Regions from separate parts of the Homo sapiens genome. Here region 2 is linked to region 1. A link is a loop called in an ENCODE intact Hi-C map of the cell type or tissue named here. Cell type or tissue: dorsolateral prefrontal cortex. All regions are shown on one strand.

Evidence for each region. Peaks named below come from ENCODE experiments on the same cell type or tissue, not always from the same donor. Only the 100,000 strongest peaks of a DNase experiment are listed, where the experiment ranks them.
Region 2: a loop joins it to region 1, with 4 times the contacts of the local background. A loop is called at or near these places in 6 of 110 quality-filtered maps.

The regions. Positions count from the first base shown.
Region 1 is chr6:168,861,690-168,869,689 of GRCh38, reverse strand. LOC105378144 (a long non-coding RNA gene) reads right to left here. Exons shown (of 2, transcript XR_943297.2): 2 at 7,224-8,000. Among named protein-coding and RNA genes, the nearest start is that of LINC01615, 300 kb to the left of the region's middle. RefSeq lists enhancers at 1,311-1,913, 1,914-2,517. In dorsolateral prefrontal cortex, no CTCF peak of the experiment used is centred here; a DNase peak (open chromatin) is centred at 4,865; H3K27ac peaks cover 4,739 bases.
Region 2 is chr6:168,787,486-168,795,485 of GRCh38, reverse strand. No RefSeq gene overlaps it. Among named protein-coding and RNA genes, the nearest start is that of SMOC2, 350 kb to the right of the region's middle. RefSeq lists an enhancer at 126-1,325. In dorsolateral prefrontal cortex, CTCF peaks have their summits at 3,151 and 3,353; a DNase peak (open chromatin) is centred at 3,385; H3K4me3 peaks cover 833 bases.

The DNA.
Region 1 (8,000 bases):
TTCTAAAAAAAAAAAAAACAGGATACATGTGCAGAACGTGCAGGTTTCTTACATAGGTACATGTATGCCATGGTGGTTTGCTGCACCTACTGACCCGTCCGTTCCCTCTCCTCACCCCACCTTCCAACAGGCCCTGGTGTGTGATGTTCCCCTCCCTGTGTCCATGTGTTCTCAATGTTCAGCTCCCACTCATGAGTGAGAACATGCGGTGTTTGGTTTTCTGTTCCTGTGTTAGTTTGCTGAGGATGATGACTTCCAGCTCCATCCATGTCCCTGTAAAGGACGTGAACTTACCCTTTTTATGGCTGCATAGTATCCCATGGTGTATATGTACCACATTTTCTTTATCTAGTCTATCATTGATGGGCCTTTGGGTAGGTTCTATGTCTTTGCTATTGTAAACAGTGCTGCAATAAGCATACGTGTGCATGTGTCTTTATAGGAGAATGCTTTAGATTCCTTTGGGTATATGCCCAGTAATGGAATTGCCGGGTCAAATGGTATTTCTGGTTCTGTATCCTTGAGGCATCGTCATACTATATGACAGCACTTTCATGGATGTAAATAAGGAGGCACTGCCTCCAGCATTATATTTACACCCATATGTGTATATTTGCCCAAATTTACATAGACATACATTGATATAGGCATTTATTTACATGTATACTTTTGTACATACATAATTACGTAAATAGCTCACTTCCTTACGGCTTTGTCTACTTAGAAGTGTTCGTGTTTTCTTCATCTCGTGAATGTTTGCCATTGTACAGATCTACCCATCCAGTCTGGGATACTCAGTGGCTTCCTGATAAACTGATGTAAAAGATTTGAGAGAAGAACTGGAGACGTATATTGCTCTTTAAAAAGCAGGATATGGGCCTGGCGTGGTGGCTCACGCCTGTCATCCCAGCACTTTGGGAGGCTGAGGTGGGTGGATCACGTGAGGCCGGGAGTTCGAAACCAGCCTGGCCAACATGGTGAAACCCCGTTTCTACTAAAAAATACAAAAATTAGCAGGGCATGGTGGTGGGTGCCTTAATCCCAGCTACTCGGGAGGCGGAGGCAGGAGAATCACTTGAACCCGGGAGGCAGAGGTTGCGGTGAGCCGAGAGAGATCGCACTATTGCACTCCAGCCTGAGGACAAGAATGAGACTCCGTCTCAAAAAAAAAAAAAAAAAAAAAAAGTGGCCTATGGCAATGGATTTCGTTTGCTTGTTTTAAGGCTGCACATTTGCCAAGTGCTCTGCCCGGCATGTCTGTGATGTGAGGAGACTCTAAGCGTAAATGAGAAAGGCTGAGAAACGATGCTTTTTTTTCTTTTTTTTCACTTTCCTTTAATTCTTGAAAAGACTACCCAGAAACATACAAGTGGGTATTTGAGATAACTGGACCAAGTTTTGACCCACCGCTAGTTCAGGCAGTTACAGCTTTCCAGCAACGGCTCCTAAATATCATCATCAATTCACAAAAGTTCCCTCCCTCTCAGTGTTCCCTTGTTCATCATTCTTAATTTCTGAAACATGCACAGGAACTTTGCTCAGAGGCAGGAGTTAAGGACGTCAGGAAGAAGCATGGTGAGGAAGTCGGGAACATAGCATCTAAACCTCCAGAGCTGGCTTTTCACCTCTGTCCGGCCACCTTCTTGGCATCGTGGATCTCTTGGGGGATGAACGAGCGGAGGCCTGCCAAAGGACCCAGCCCGGCTCATGGCCCAGAGCTGGGGCCGCAGCAGCCAAAGGCCTGCAGAGGAGGGCAAGGCAGCCTGCTGGAGGGAGCATGCTGCTGTCCACACCCCAGGCTGGAGGTCAGTCCAGGGCACACACGGAGGCCCGGAAGGACGGTCAACCCAGCTCTGAGTACAGATAGTGATGAGCCTGGCCAGCGTGAGCCTGGGATGCAGGCTCCAAGCAGCCCTCAGCCTGGTCGTGTGGTCACAGCATAGCCACACCCCACACTCACAGTGGCCACTGCAGGGCCTGCCACTCAGCTTCTGACCCATGGTCCTTCGGGCCGGCCGCCTCCGTCCCCATGCTACCCCTGCAGCCGAGACCACCTGTCCACCCCCATCGTGCTGGAGCTAATGGAGGATGAAAGCTGATGAGCCGGTTTCTTTTCTACACCTGATATCCAGTCCTCACCTCTCCTGCTCCTGCTGTCTCTGAGCTGGCAGACTGCCCCACCCAGAGCTTGTCCTAGGAACCCCAGAGCCGTGCAGCCTTGAGCCTTTCCCCAGCCGGGGGCAGGGGTGAAGGATCATGAGGCCGTGGATACCTTGTCAGGTCCTGTGGTGTCTGAGGGCAGGCCCCTGATGGGACTTGAAAGGGGACAGACAGAGCCCCTGGGGAGCCCTGGCATCTGGAACGGAAAATGCAGCTTATCGTGTATCTTTGAATATAACCAGCCTGATGTTTGGGGAGAGATCAGGTGCTGAAACAGGGGCTGGAAAACTGAGAGGTGCTGATGATTCTCGTGATCCTGAGCAGCCTCGAACGCTGGCCTCCAGGTACTCACATGATAGAGGATGCCTCCCAGGACACAGGGGAACCTTCATTTCCCTTTCTCCCTTTACAGTGGAACCCTGGGTGGCTCATTGAGTTCCCTGAGGCTCAGTTTCCCATCTGAAAATGGCATTGATGTCACCCCTGGCTGTGAGAGGTTGTGAAGATTAAGTGAGAAGCTGCATGAGAGCACTCGTGTGCCTCTGACAGTCGGTAGGTACTCAGCCAAGGGGTCTGCACCAGGCTCAGTGTTCAGCCAAGGGGCCTGCACCAAGCTAAGTGCTCAGCTGAGAGCCCTGCACCAAGCTCATTGCTCACCCAATGGGCCTGCCCCAAGCTAAGTACTCAGCCAAGGGGCCTGCACCAAGCTAAGTGCTCAGCTGAGAGGCCTGCAACAAGCTCAGTGCTCAGCCGAGGGGTCTGCACCCAGCTCAGTGCTCACCCAACGGGCCTGCACCAAGCTAAGTACCCAGCCGAGGGCCTGCACCAAGCTCAGTGCTCACCCAATGGGCCTGCACCAAGCTCAGTGCTCAGCTGAGGGGCCTGCACCAAGCTAGGTACTCAGCCGAGGGGCCTGCACTAAGCTCAGTGCTCACCCAATGGGCCTGCACAAAGCTAAGTACTCAGCCGAGGGGCCTGCACCAAGCTAAGTGCTCAGTCGAGGGGCCTGCACCAGCCTCTTGTGAACTTGCTTGGCCTGCACCCTACATAAACCATGTGGTGTAAATCCCCTTTCCCTTAGGCCTGTGCTGTCACCATACAAAGACCCGCTGTGATGCCAGGTCTGATTGTAAGCTTGCGGTGTGCACAGTACTTAGTACACGATTTGTGTTGGTTACTTGCACAGGTAACCAGGGGCTTGGCCAGGTACCCAGCTATGGGTCAAAGCCCAGTCTAGACGTTGGCATGAAGGTATCTTTTAGATGAGATTAGCATTTAAATCAATAAACTTTGAGCAAAGCAGGGGACCTCCGTAACGTGGGTGGGCCTCATCCATGTGGTTGGAGACTTAAGATAAAAAAGTTGGTGATTCCTTGAGGAAGGACTTCTGCCTCCAGACTCCCCGCGGGTACAAGCTGCAACATCAGCTCTCCCCAGGCTCCAGTCTGCAGCCTATTCTGCAGATTTTGGACTTAACTCCAGCAATCTCATGAGCCAATTCCTGACAGCAGATCCCCTCTCTCTCCCTCTCTCCTTCCTGTTGGTTCTGTTTCTCCAGAGAACCCTGACTAATATATCCTATTAGTTAATTTTGACTCTATTACAGTCTCCTATTTTCTGCTTATCATGCCATGCATGACCATTCTATCGTTCATTCGGTGAGTATTTATTAAGAACCTATTGTTGCTTGGTGCCTCCCTGACAGGTAACTAGACCACTTACTATGCTATTGGAAGATTAGCTGTTTGGTACACAGACTGCCTGATACAGAAGCAGCAGTCAATGGTGATGATGATGACATTACAAAAGTTATAATTAGCATGTAAAACATGAAGCATGACACCTGACCCGTCACAGCACAACTCAGTGTTTCTTGATGGAGGGAAAAAATAGTAACTAGTGTGTAGCTTCATTGGGATCTTGATTCTTTATCTGAAGCATGGTCAACATGCTTTAATGTTATCAGTTTGCCCGCTGTGGTAACAAGCTTCTGGAAACAAATCATAGATTTGCAACTTACTTTTCTCAGATACATTTTTCCATCATTATCAACATGGTACTCCCCTTGGAAAGGAATCTAATGTAAAATGTAATGTCAATGTAAAATGTAAAAACGCTGAATAAGTTGGGTCCCCTCTCAATGATTAGCTGTTCTGTGAATATTGGTGAGAAGACACTGCTGTGATGTTGAGCTCAGAAACCACGTCTGCATGTTGATGTTCTGAGTGCCTGGTCATTCCAGGCGCTAAATCAGTGCTTCTTCAGTGAAGGAATAAGTGAATGGATGGTTTTAGATCCACAGATTGGCTTTAAAGAGCTGGCAATGCATATGCAACTTATTTTTAGGTAGGACTTTCCAAAATTTAAAAATCACACGCACACACATACACACACACACACACACTCTCTCTCTGTGTGTCTCTCTGTCTCTCTCTCTCTCCCTGTCTTTCTCTGTCTCTTTCTTTTTCTCTCTCTCTCTCTCCCTCTCTCTCTCTCTCCGTCTCTTTCTCTCTCCTTCTCTCTCTCTCCCTCTCTCTCCGTCTCTTTCTGTCTCTCTCTCTTTCTCTCTCTCCCTCTCTCTGTCTCTTTCTCCATCTCTCTCTGTCTCTTTCTCTCTCTCTCCTTCCCTCCCTCTCTCTCTCTCTCTCTCTCTCTCTCTCCATAGATAGCAGCCAGCACAAGGTCAGTTGCTGAGCTTTTCTAACTGGATGACGTCCCTGACAAATGAATAACACCCAGTGGGCTGGCATCCTGAGGAATGGGGTTGTGTACATTGTCCCTTTAATACACAAATTCTGAGAGAAGAGAAATAGGCTTTATTCTCTTCTGCCCATTACCCATCACACTATTCAAACTTCCAGTGGATAAAACAATGGGAAGTATCTCTGCCAAGCCATTCTTTAACTCTAAAATCCCTCACTGCTGGTCCCAAGATCTTGAAATAATACTCCCAAAAGTGTTTCCATTCTAGAATCATAGGAACTGGAAAAATTAACATCCTTTTTCACTAAGTGAAATTTGAGTGTAATGCAATTTGTGATCACCGAGGAACAAAGTGATACACGGGAATTAATCATCACTTATGTGAAGAAGTTTGGGTGGAAATGTTTACAATGATCGTTGGTGTACTGAAATTCAAAAAATGAAAGAAAGCTGTTTGGGCTGACAGCTGGTTCAAGTTAAATTAAATTTGACTCAGAATATTAATTTTAAATACCATATAAATGAATGCAGGTTACACACCCTGCATTATTTCATAAAGTATTATGAGACTTAAAGTTTTAAGATGTGATTTTGCCCCTGCCTCGGGGTGGAGGCGCTTAGGAGCCTACTCAGCCACTTACAAGGGGCCTTAGCAAATGTGCAGTCTCATGGTTTAGGAAAAACCTCTTAAAGTTTTGCAAATGTCACTCATGGTGCAAATTATCTAATATAGTCTAAGGGAAGGGGAGGTATTGAGCAATTCTGATTACAAATACAAAGATTGCACATGTACAAGTTATGTACAAGTTCAACACCTAAACAGCCCACTGGGGTTCACCAACCACAGCGCCCAGGGAGGCACAGGACCTGGAGTGGGGACTGGGAATTGTGGTCTCTGAAACACACACAGGCATTACACACTCCGCCATACGTGCAGGCCTGGGGTTCAGCTCACAGGCTTGATGGAGTGGGTGTTTTTAAACCCCTTAGCAATTCCAAAGTAAGTGTTATTTTACTTTATAGAATCCTGGGTTCTGGAACAATTCATTTTCCCTAATGATGAATGGACTGATTCATTTCTGCATTTGTTAATATCTAAAGTGATTTCTTTTTCTAGATAACGTTCCCTAAAACCTCCCAAAGATCACGTGACTAAGGCCAAGTAAAACTACAGCGAAGAGGTGGAGAGACATCTGAATTAAGATCCCTTCAGAGAATCAATGCAAATTAAAAGTTAGCAAATCACCCAAAGAGAGAGCGGCCTGTGGGGAAATCTAACAGTGTTCTTTACATTTCAGATCCCATTTTTGATCCAAGCTAAAATACAAGTCACCCCAAATTAATTGCAGCAAACATATTGTGGTGGCAAATTAAGTCTTCTTAGTCATTTATATCTTGGAGATATTCTGCACACGGGCCGACACACGAAGAAGCGTTTCGTGTCCCTCCTGGCCTTGGTGATTTCTTTTCAGAAAAGCACCGGGGGGCCAATCAACTGTCAAATTACGTTTCCCTGTGCTGGGCTTATCCAAGAGCAATCTCCTGTTGACTTTATTGCACATTTTATAATTGTATAATTTCACAAGTCTTCCATGGATATCGTCATTACAATAATTTAGGGCTATGGAAACTCAGGGATCACAGGCAGTTCCTCCCATGGGTCACCACGGTTACTTAAGACCATGACCGACCTGCCAGCCCTGGTCATTCAGACTTGGGAACTAGAACTGGCAGACATTTCTCAAAAATGAGGGAGTCTGTCATTTCAAGGATGACGGCTGACAGTTTTTGTTGCCTATGATAAAAATTCAAGCATCACTATGAAAGTGACAATCCCAAAGACCTTGTGTCTCCCTCTGTGAGCCTGTCACTGGCTTAAAGGGTGTTTTGAGGACATCTGTGGGGAGGTCAACAGAAATGCTTTTTATATTGTGTAGTGAGAAGTGTCAACATTTGGAAGATCTGCAGAACTCAGTGAGCTGATTGTTTCCACTGCGGGATGGTATAAAGTGACGAGCAAGCGAAGACCATCTGCGGTGCCACGGGCCCATGGATGCCGACACAGGGGCAGGTGCATGCCCAGGCAATAGGGCTCAGATCCCACACAACAGCGCACCTTTAAGAAGCTACCACCTTTGGGGCTTGGGGGTGGTATCAAAGAATCACCACAATTACCTAGGAAAGGTTATTAAAATAATCTCCTCTTTCCTAATACATTTGGGAGTGACACTGAGTATTCACTGCACACTTCAAACCCACACAGATGGAGTGCGGGAGTGGCCTCAGACTCTGGCTGCCTTCCGGGAAGTCAGACACTGGATTTGCAATAGAAAGTATAGCACTCTTGTCAGTCAAGATGGTTTGGTTCAAAAATTACATTTATTTTTCATTACACGTTATTTATGTTGGCATGTAATGGATTTACTATTGTGCTTTTAATTAAAGAATAAAAACATTTTAAGTTTTTTTAGTTTAATTTCTAGTAGGATAAATAACAATAGACAGAACCCACTTCATCAATCCGTCTAATTTTCCTGCCAGAGTAATAATGTATTCCTAACTTTGTTCATTTCTTGCTTTTAAAATGTAGACCTTGAAAAGACTAAATACATAGAAATGTAGACGTTGCCTGGAGTTTTTATTTTCAATATCAGGTTACATTTCATTTTGTATTTAAGTATACAAAATGAATATCAAATAATGCATTTTCAAGCAAATGTATAGATGAGTGAATTTTGTCTGGGGCCAGAGGGCTATGACGCAGAGCTCTGTAACTGACCACCTGCAGTGACCTCGCCTGCTCCTGGGCGGGCTTCAGTCTTGTGTGACCCTCACGCCCACGGTGAAAATCCCCGAAATGGGGTTCTATTTGCTGGAAGATTTCTTCTTTAATTGCATTATGTTATTTTTACATCTAGCTGCTCTTACCCTGAGAAATTGTTCATATTCTGTGTTCCATTTCAGTTTTTCATAAAGTAACCTAAAAAACTGACCACTTGGAAAATGAAACACATAGTTGTAAGATTAATAGATCCTTCTGCCCTCGAGTCCCCTCCCGAGGACCCAGTCAATCCTGAGCCCTGAATCACAAACAAACAAAAAGGGCGGTGTATCTTGTGCATTTTCTGTCTCCTTTT
Region 2 (8,000 bases), 74 kb after region 1:
ATGTAACTGAAGAAAAGGGAACCAGGAGGACAGAGAGGAGCCCAAGGTCTTGGTAGATCTTGGGTTTCCACTTGCATGAGTGAAGGCATGGTGGATTTAGCATCCTTGATGGCCCCATGACCCTGCATCCCTGGATTCATTCGCTTTTGTTGCTCCCACCTATGTGGGGAGGACAAAGTAGAGGTATGTGTGTTTTACGGTGAGGTCACCAATGTCATTGCAGTTTCCACCTCCATGTTTTGAATCACTCTTTCTTCAGGGAACTGGCTACATGTCAGAAGGACACTTCAGTAGCCCATGAAGCGGTGGGAGTGAGCAGATGGACTTGTGTGTGAGGTTGCATGAACCGGCCTGGCCGTGCCTCCACAACCACAGTCCCACCTTCGGATGATGGCAGCCCCAGCCTGTATCTCACTGCAGTCTCCAGAGAGAACCTGAGCCTGAATCCCCAGCCAAACCACATCCAAATTCCTTACCTGGAGAAAATGTGTGAGATGACAGAATACTCTTAGGATTGTAAGCCATTAAGTTTCGGGGGATTCGAAGCACAGCCTTACATGAGAAGCACAGATCCTGCTCCAAGAAGCACGTGACAGAATCATCTGTGATATTAGGACACCTGCCAGGGCCTGGGCGTGGTGGATGCAGCAGCTCCAGGGAGAAATCCAGAAGAAAAAGTCCAGAGGAGCTGGGGCAGTGGCAGCAGGGCCTCGGGAGGGGGTTTCAAAGCCAGCTGTGGTGACGTCGTCTGTCTGCACGATGTGTTGTGATGCTGAGGATAATACCGTGGGAACAAACAGGTTCCTAGGACTCTGCAGGACTCCTCAGAGGCTACACGTGGGAAAGGCAGCGATGACAGCAAGCGGCCATGAGTCATTCAGGAGCCACTCCCTTCTCCAGCACAATCACCATTTTGAATATTGTGTAGAGGTGTTGGGTAGAAAAATACGTGTGTCACAAGAACCGCTTACCAAACCGAGCTGGGCACTAGGGCATGAAAGAAGCTCACCTGTCTCCTCTGGTGATCCACTCTGTTCTTCTAAAACAACCAACCACTGAGCCCTCCTAAGAACAAAGGCACAGAGGGCTGGGGACAGAATTGAGTGGCGGGCTCATAAAGCCTGAAGGTGTGGGAGGTTGGACCTGGGTGTTTTGAATGAAGCATAGCACACCGTGATTTACTGTATTCCACGAAAAAAATAGGGTGAACTCACACTCACTGTATCAATTACATAATGCACGTGTGTGTGTTTCACAACACTGGATGCCAAGATGAATGGGTGTGGCTTCACGGGGCAAGGGAGGATGCCCACAGCATGCCCCACGCCTCAGGGCTGTCCCCCACGTGGACACAGCAACAACAATTTCAGAGGAAAACTGATGCAAGGCTTTTGAAATCAAGAAAGAGATCAAGAGGCATGGGCAACCTCCTTGCTAAATGTGCACACAGCTATTCAGTGTACATCTACACCTCTGACATAGCCCAGTGGAGTCAGGGCCTAGAGTCATTGAGGTGTCAACTGTGGACTCTAAGTTCACCTCGGCAGTGGTGCTGAGGAGCAGAGAGAACCCAGAACCTGGCTGTCCATGTGGACCAATATTCCTCTAACTTGGAGACCATTAAAATGATGATGGGGCATTTTATAAAAACATAGCTGCCCAGTTCCTACCTCCAAAATAGAACCAGAATCCCTGAGGGATAAGAGACAGGCATATGTATTTCTAACACGCACGTCACTGGGTCTGACGCACCCCCAAGGTTAAGAATCACTGGCTTTTGGAGGCCAAGGCAGGCGGATTGCCCGAGGTCAAGAGTTCAAGACCAGCCTGGCCAGCATGGTGAAAACCCATCTCTACCAAAAATACAACAAGTTAGCTGAGCGCAGTGGCAGGTGCCTGTAGTACCAGCTTCTCGGGAGGCTGAGGCAGGAGAATCACTTGAACCAAGTAGGCGGAGGTTGTAGTGAGCCGAGATTATACCACTGCACTCCAGCCTGGGTGACAGAGCAAGACTCTGTCTCAAAAAAAAAGGAATCACTGGCCATATTGATTCCATCTCTTAGTCTAAAGGTTGCAACGATTTTCTAGTTTTAAAGAGGCCATTTAATTTTGGAAGGGGAAGTGAGGCTGTGGGTCAGAGAGTGAACCCACTAGGCAGCTTATTTTTCTACCAAGACTGTCCATGTGCTGGAGGCGTCTGTTAAGAGCCAGCACTACAGTCCCGCTACGCACTGAGAAAGTCATGTCCTTACCCCCACAAGCTACACTGCGATGGTGCCCACGTTTACGGGAAGCAGAGAGGAAGTACCCCCATGAGGGAAAAACAGAGGCAGCTATACTCACCTGCCTTTTGCACACAGTGACAAATAACTGAAAAACAAACAAAAAGAACTAAGGAAAATTTATACTTCAGTTAACAACATCTGGGACATTGTTCTGTGCATTAATTCAGCAACTTTCCTAATCTTCTTTCTAGAAATATCTGCTCTGGTGGTCAAACATGGACAAAAGGGTTATGAAATGGATCCTGCAGGTTCAGTGGGAGGAGCAAAGCCTTGGGAGGAGCAGGGCTAGGACTGAGCCTCCTCTCCTTGGACTGGTTATTTGACCAAAAGTGAAGATAAGGAAACCCTTATATGATGTTTAGAGGATTAAATTAAAGTAGATATGAAGTTCCCGGTACACAGTAGTTGCCTAATAAATACATGTTTTTCTTTTCCTCCAAGGCATTTTTTTCTGCCTAGAAAATAATGAACTGTTCCAGCTCATGTGAAGCCCACTTCTAACTTCACGGCTGCAGAACCCTTCACTGAAACGCAAGGTTCCCACAAGTGAGGACAGGTCCCTTCGTCCAGGAATTCCTGACATCCGCTGCAGAGGCCAGTCGTGGTGCAAGATACCTGAACGCTTATTGATCCTAGCTGAATTGACGTGATATCAGCAGGGCTGACCGTAAGAGCCTGGTCAAGGCTAGGCCACGGTGTCGGGCAGCCTCCCGGGTGACCTCGGACACTCAGAACTTGGAAAACTGTCATCATACCCTTGAAATGGAAGCAGCAGGAAAGGCCTGCCTTGCAGTGCCACCAGCAACAGGTCAGAACAGGGACCTCTGGAGGGGAGGGTCCTTCACAGGATGCGGCACGGTGCCCAGAAACACCTTTCAGAGCCTTGTGGAAGGTTTTGGAATTAAACATTTAACATTTGCAGGTTTTGAAAGAGGCTTCTCAAATGGAATATTTATGGTTTCAGCCAGGCTACCAGAAGCTGGACAGCATAGGAAGCAAAAAAAAAAAAAAACAACAAAAAATCCCAAGCTGTGTCCACAAAGCACTCTGTTGTGTGAGAACCCTGGCTGCAGCTCACACTGCAAAGGCTGGGCCACGCAGAGACAAGCAGGCTGCTGTCTGGCTCCCATCAGCACTGGACGCGGAGCTAACACAGACACATGAATTGCCTTCGAATCAGTGTCATGTTCATACAACAGCATACTATGCTAAGTACCTACCTGGGGTGTTAATATGGAATATGGCACATAAGTGTACTCTCATAAAGTTAATGTTATATTGCTATTTAGTTGGTATATTAAACATAATTTTCTTTCACAAATTCCACGTGGCAAATCTCTTTATTTGGTGCCATCGTGCCTCTTAGTCCAACTCCTGTCCTTGACTCAATGGTGAACAACCACATTTTACTATTTTGACCAATAATTGCAATACAAAATCTTTATTTTATTGTCAGAAAAGTAAAAGTTTTGGCGTATCTTTGCACAATTGTACTTCTTAAAAGCTTTGTAAATGTGTACAAAGGACACTGTCTCCAGTGAACTGGCCACAAGAAATATCCATCAGAATAATGAGAACATGGTTTAGAATTCTCCCTAAAATACACCAAATATCACTTTTCAGAATGTTTGTACAGTATACTTTGAACAAATATCTTAGTGAATAGAAAATATAATAAAAGATCAGTATTCATAATACAGTAATAGTGAATTTTGTGTAAACCCAATGTCATAATTTTTTGAATGTGTGCTTACTGATACATTGCACAGATTTTAATGCTATAAAGGTGTAGATTTAATCCTCACCTGTGCCTGGAGGCCCTTCATTTTTCTGCAACACACACACACACACACATTCCTTCTCTGGATCCTTCTAGAAGGACCAAAGAGTGGCCCTGAGAGGGTTTACTGATAGGTCTGCCATGCTCTCTCGCTCCAGCCTCTGTTCCTTCCCAGACGTCCCACTGCTGTGTTGGCGGACGGTGCCAGATGCAGGAGAGTGCCCGGGCTGCCAGGCATGTTGTGGGCTCACCTTGCCTTGGTGACAGTGGCCCTGCGAACTCACCCTGACCATCATGAGGCTCCAGCTGGGGAATGTGTCCTCCCTGCAGCCCCACGCTGCCTCGTCACCAGTCCCCCAAAGTGGCTGCCAGTGCCCAGTCCTACTGCTTCTCTCCCGGAAGCAGTAATTCCTTGATAATTTCCGCTTAAACATGGCGTTCTCGTCCGTTCTCACACTGCTGTGAAGAAACACCTGAGGCTGGGTGATTTATAAAGAAATCAGGTTTAATTGGCTCACAGTTCCGCAGGCTGTACAGGAAGCATGGCGCTGGCCTATGCTCAGCTTCTGTGAGGCCTCAGGAAACTCTCAATCATGGTGGAAGGTGAAGGCGGAGCAGGTGTGTCTTACGTGGCAAAAGAAGGAGCAAGAAAAAGGTAGAGGAGGGGTGGGGGAGGTGCCACACACTTTTAAACAACCAGATCAGAATGATAACTCACTCACTCACCATCACGAGAACAGCACCAAGGCAGATGTTGCCGCCCCTTCGTGAGAACTTCTCCCCTTCTGCCTTCCTCTTTATAAAGATTCTAGTGGTCACTTCCCATCGCCCCCACCTCCAGCACTGGGTATTACAGATTGACATGAGATGGTGCTACCCTTTCATGAGAACTTCTCCCCAGGGTCCAGTCACCTCCCACCGGCCCCCACCTCCAGCACTGGGCATTACAGTTCAACATGAGATTGGGTGGGGACACAGATCCAAACCATATCACATGCTAAACTGAATACCCATATCTACCCATTCTTGCAGTATACACTAAAATCACAGTGACAGATAAACAAAAAGTCACTAATCTATAAGAACGAAGAGAAGACACAGAGTTGAAGAGGGCCCTGAGGCTCTCCTCTGCCCCTGGACTCAGGAAGGCTGAGGCCCCTCCTTGGAAGATGCACCCCTCAGTTTCCACACACACCCTCACCAGGCTCCTTACTTCTGGTTTGAGCACCCTGGGTTCTTGCCGTGGCAGGACCCATTTTTAGTATCAATTTCTGCATCAGTCAGGAAAATATGGGACAGGCTATGGTTGCAAAAAGCCCTGGAAATCATAGTGGCTCGAGGCAGTGAACGCGATTCCTCCTGGATGCCGTGTCATCGGGGCTGCTGCGGCCTCTGTCCTATGTCCCTGCACTCCAGGACTCGGCTGATGACAGTCCCACCTCAAATGTGGCCACAGGCTGCAAGCAAGGGCAGTGGCTCTTTCTCAGGAGCACTGTGTGGCAATTAAATGCCTCCATCTGGCGTTTGCAAGCTCCTCCTTTGCCCCTCGTGCAAGGGGCCATGTGGGAGGCTCAAGGCTGGAAATCTGGCAAAAAGTGGGAGGAGATCCTAGAGACCAACTTCAACAAACTATCAGGAGTCAGTTGGTGACAGATGGGAAAGTGAGAGAGTTACCTGAGAGGGGTAAGCTATGCGCTCAGAGGAGGAACAGCAATGAGAAGCTCACTAACTTAACCACAGCGTCTCTGGGAGGCTTGGAGCTTTTGCCACAGAAAAGAGAGGGTGTGTAAGGAGCAGGGTGGAGAAAGATTGCAGCGTAATTGCAGGGAGCATCAGCTGCCCCCGTGGCTCACCTTCACAGCTGAAACAGCCCCGCATGCACTTGTCACACCAGGCAGAAGGAGTGTGCATCCATCTCCCAGCGCTGCCTCACAAATCTCCACATGCGCCATGTCTGGAAGTCAGAAGTCCAGGTGAGTCTGGGGGACCACCATCAAGGTGTGGGCAGGGCTGCTTCCTCCTGGAGCTCCAGGACAGGGTCTCTTTCCCACCTTTCCAGCCAGCGGAGACTGCCGCGTTCCTCAGCTCCTGGCCCCTTCCTCCATCCTCAGCACAGCAATCGTACCGCGCTGGCCTCTGATTCCCTGGCTACGTCACTGACACGCCTGCCTTCCTCTTTATAAAGATTCTAGTGGTTACACTGGGGCCACCGGAAGAATCTGGAATAATGTCCCTTTCTCACAATCCCTCATTTATTCATATCAGCCATGTCCGTTTTGCTCTCCAAGGTCATATAGTCACAGTATCTGGAGATGAGAATACAGACAGCTTTGGAGGGCCATGGTCCTGCTGACCATGGCTTCTTTCCTAGAAAAATTGTCTTCGAGAGGCTTTGGGTCAGGGGCCACTGACTGACAGTGGATGGCACGTGCAGAAGCAGGTGGCTGCAAACAGGACAGTCACGCTCACACGTGGGGACTCCGTGCCCGGTTGCTTGTCCTGCTTCCCAAACACTTGCATCCAGGGAGATAATGGCCAGGGGAGGGAACTGGAAGAGTCTCTGGAAAACCGGAATGTTCCTGAAGAAACACCTCCGAACACTGCCATGGAGCATGCTCTCATTGAAGTGTGGCTCACCACTTGGTCACCTTACACTGAGGGCCACCCAGTGACAACTCCAGCCAACCAAATGTTTAGTGGTTAGCTCTTAAAAGCAAACAGCTGAGGACCACCAGTTATTTGACCTCTAACATAAAAATAAACACAGATCATTAAACAAATAAAAATATAAGCAAACCGGAGACATTGCACAGCAGAAACTTCAATGTAATCATATTATAATTAATATTTCCAAGGAAATAAGGGAAAATATTACATTTGTAAAACAAGAACAGGAAGAAGTTATATAAAAGGATTATTAGAGATTAATAGTGAGCTCTTGCAAAATAAAAATATAATAACTGGATTTATATATGCATATATGTATATGTGTATATCTGTTTCTCTACACACAGACACACACACATACACAAAGATTAAATGAGAAAGTTTAAAACTATCTCAAAACAATATTAAACAAAAAATAAAAGCAAATGGAAAAGTAATTTAAAAAATGAAAAATATAAGGATCAATCTGTGAAATCTAAAATTCGACTAAAGTAATTTTAGAAAAGAGAATAGAAAAAATAGAGGGGGAGAAAATAATTAGATACATAACGCCAGAAAAAGTTATTAAAATGTTCTGTAAGGCATCTCCAGTTTGAAAATGCCAACCCAGTGCCCAACACTGCAGAGGAAAGGGGAACCTCAGTAAGGCACAGGACTGTGAGCTGTCAACAGAGACGAGGAGATCTGATGGGGACCCTGGCAGTCACATTGGGGACTGGGACACAGCTGCAGAAAATATAAAGAAACAATATGAATCAGTTGTCTCAGCAGCAATACAGGAAGTGAGAAGACTAGAGAAAAATACCTTGTGACTTTACAAGAAAAAAAAACAAAATTTTATATCCAGCTATTCAGTCACTCAAATATGAGGAAAGAAAAAAGGACATTTCTGATGTGCAAAAACTCAAAACAAGACAGTCTCTGCTCTTCCATAATGAGCTTCTAGAGAGGGGCAGAAGTGCTGTGGCCGGCCCAGGAAACTCAGTCCAGACCAGAGCTGGTGGACAGGGGACCTCGGCAAAGAGGCCCAATGAGAAAGGTAAAATTAATGTATTGTCTGATTTATCTGAGTTTCAGGGGAGAAATTGTTGAAGAATTTGTTGAAATATTTGGCAGAGTTGATTGTAAAGAAGAATCAGAGAAAATAAGAAATTAAGAAACCCTATTTTCCTCACGTATTACTATTGTGTGAATAAGTGTGTGACTTCATCATATCCATTTTCAGTCACATGCTTTGCAAACTATATCTAACAAATGATATAGCTAAA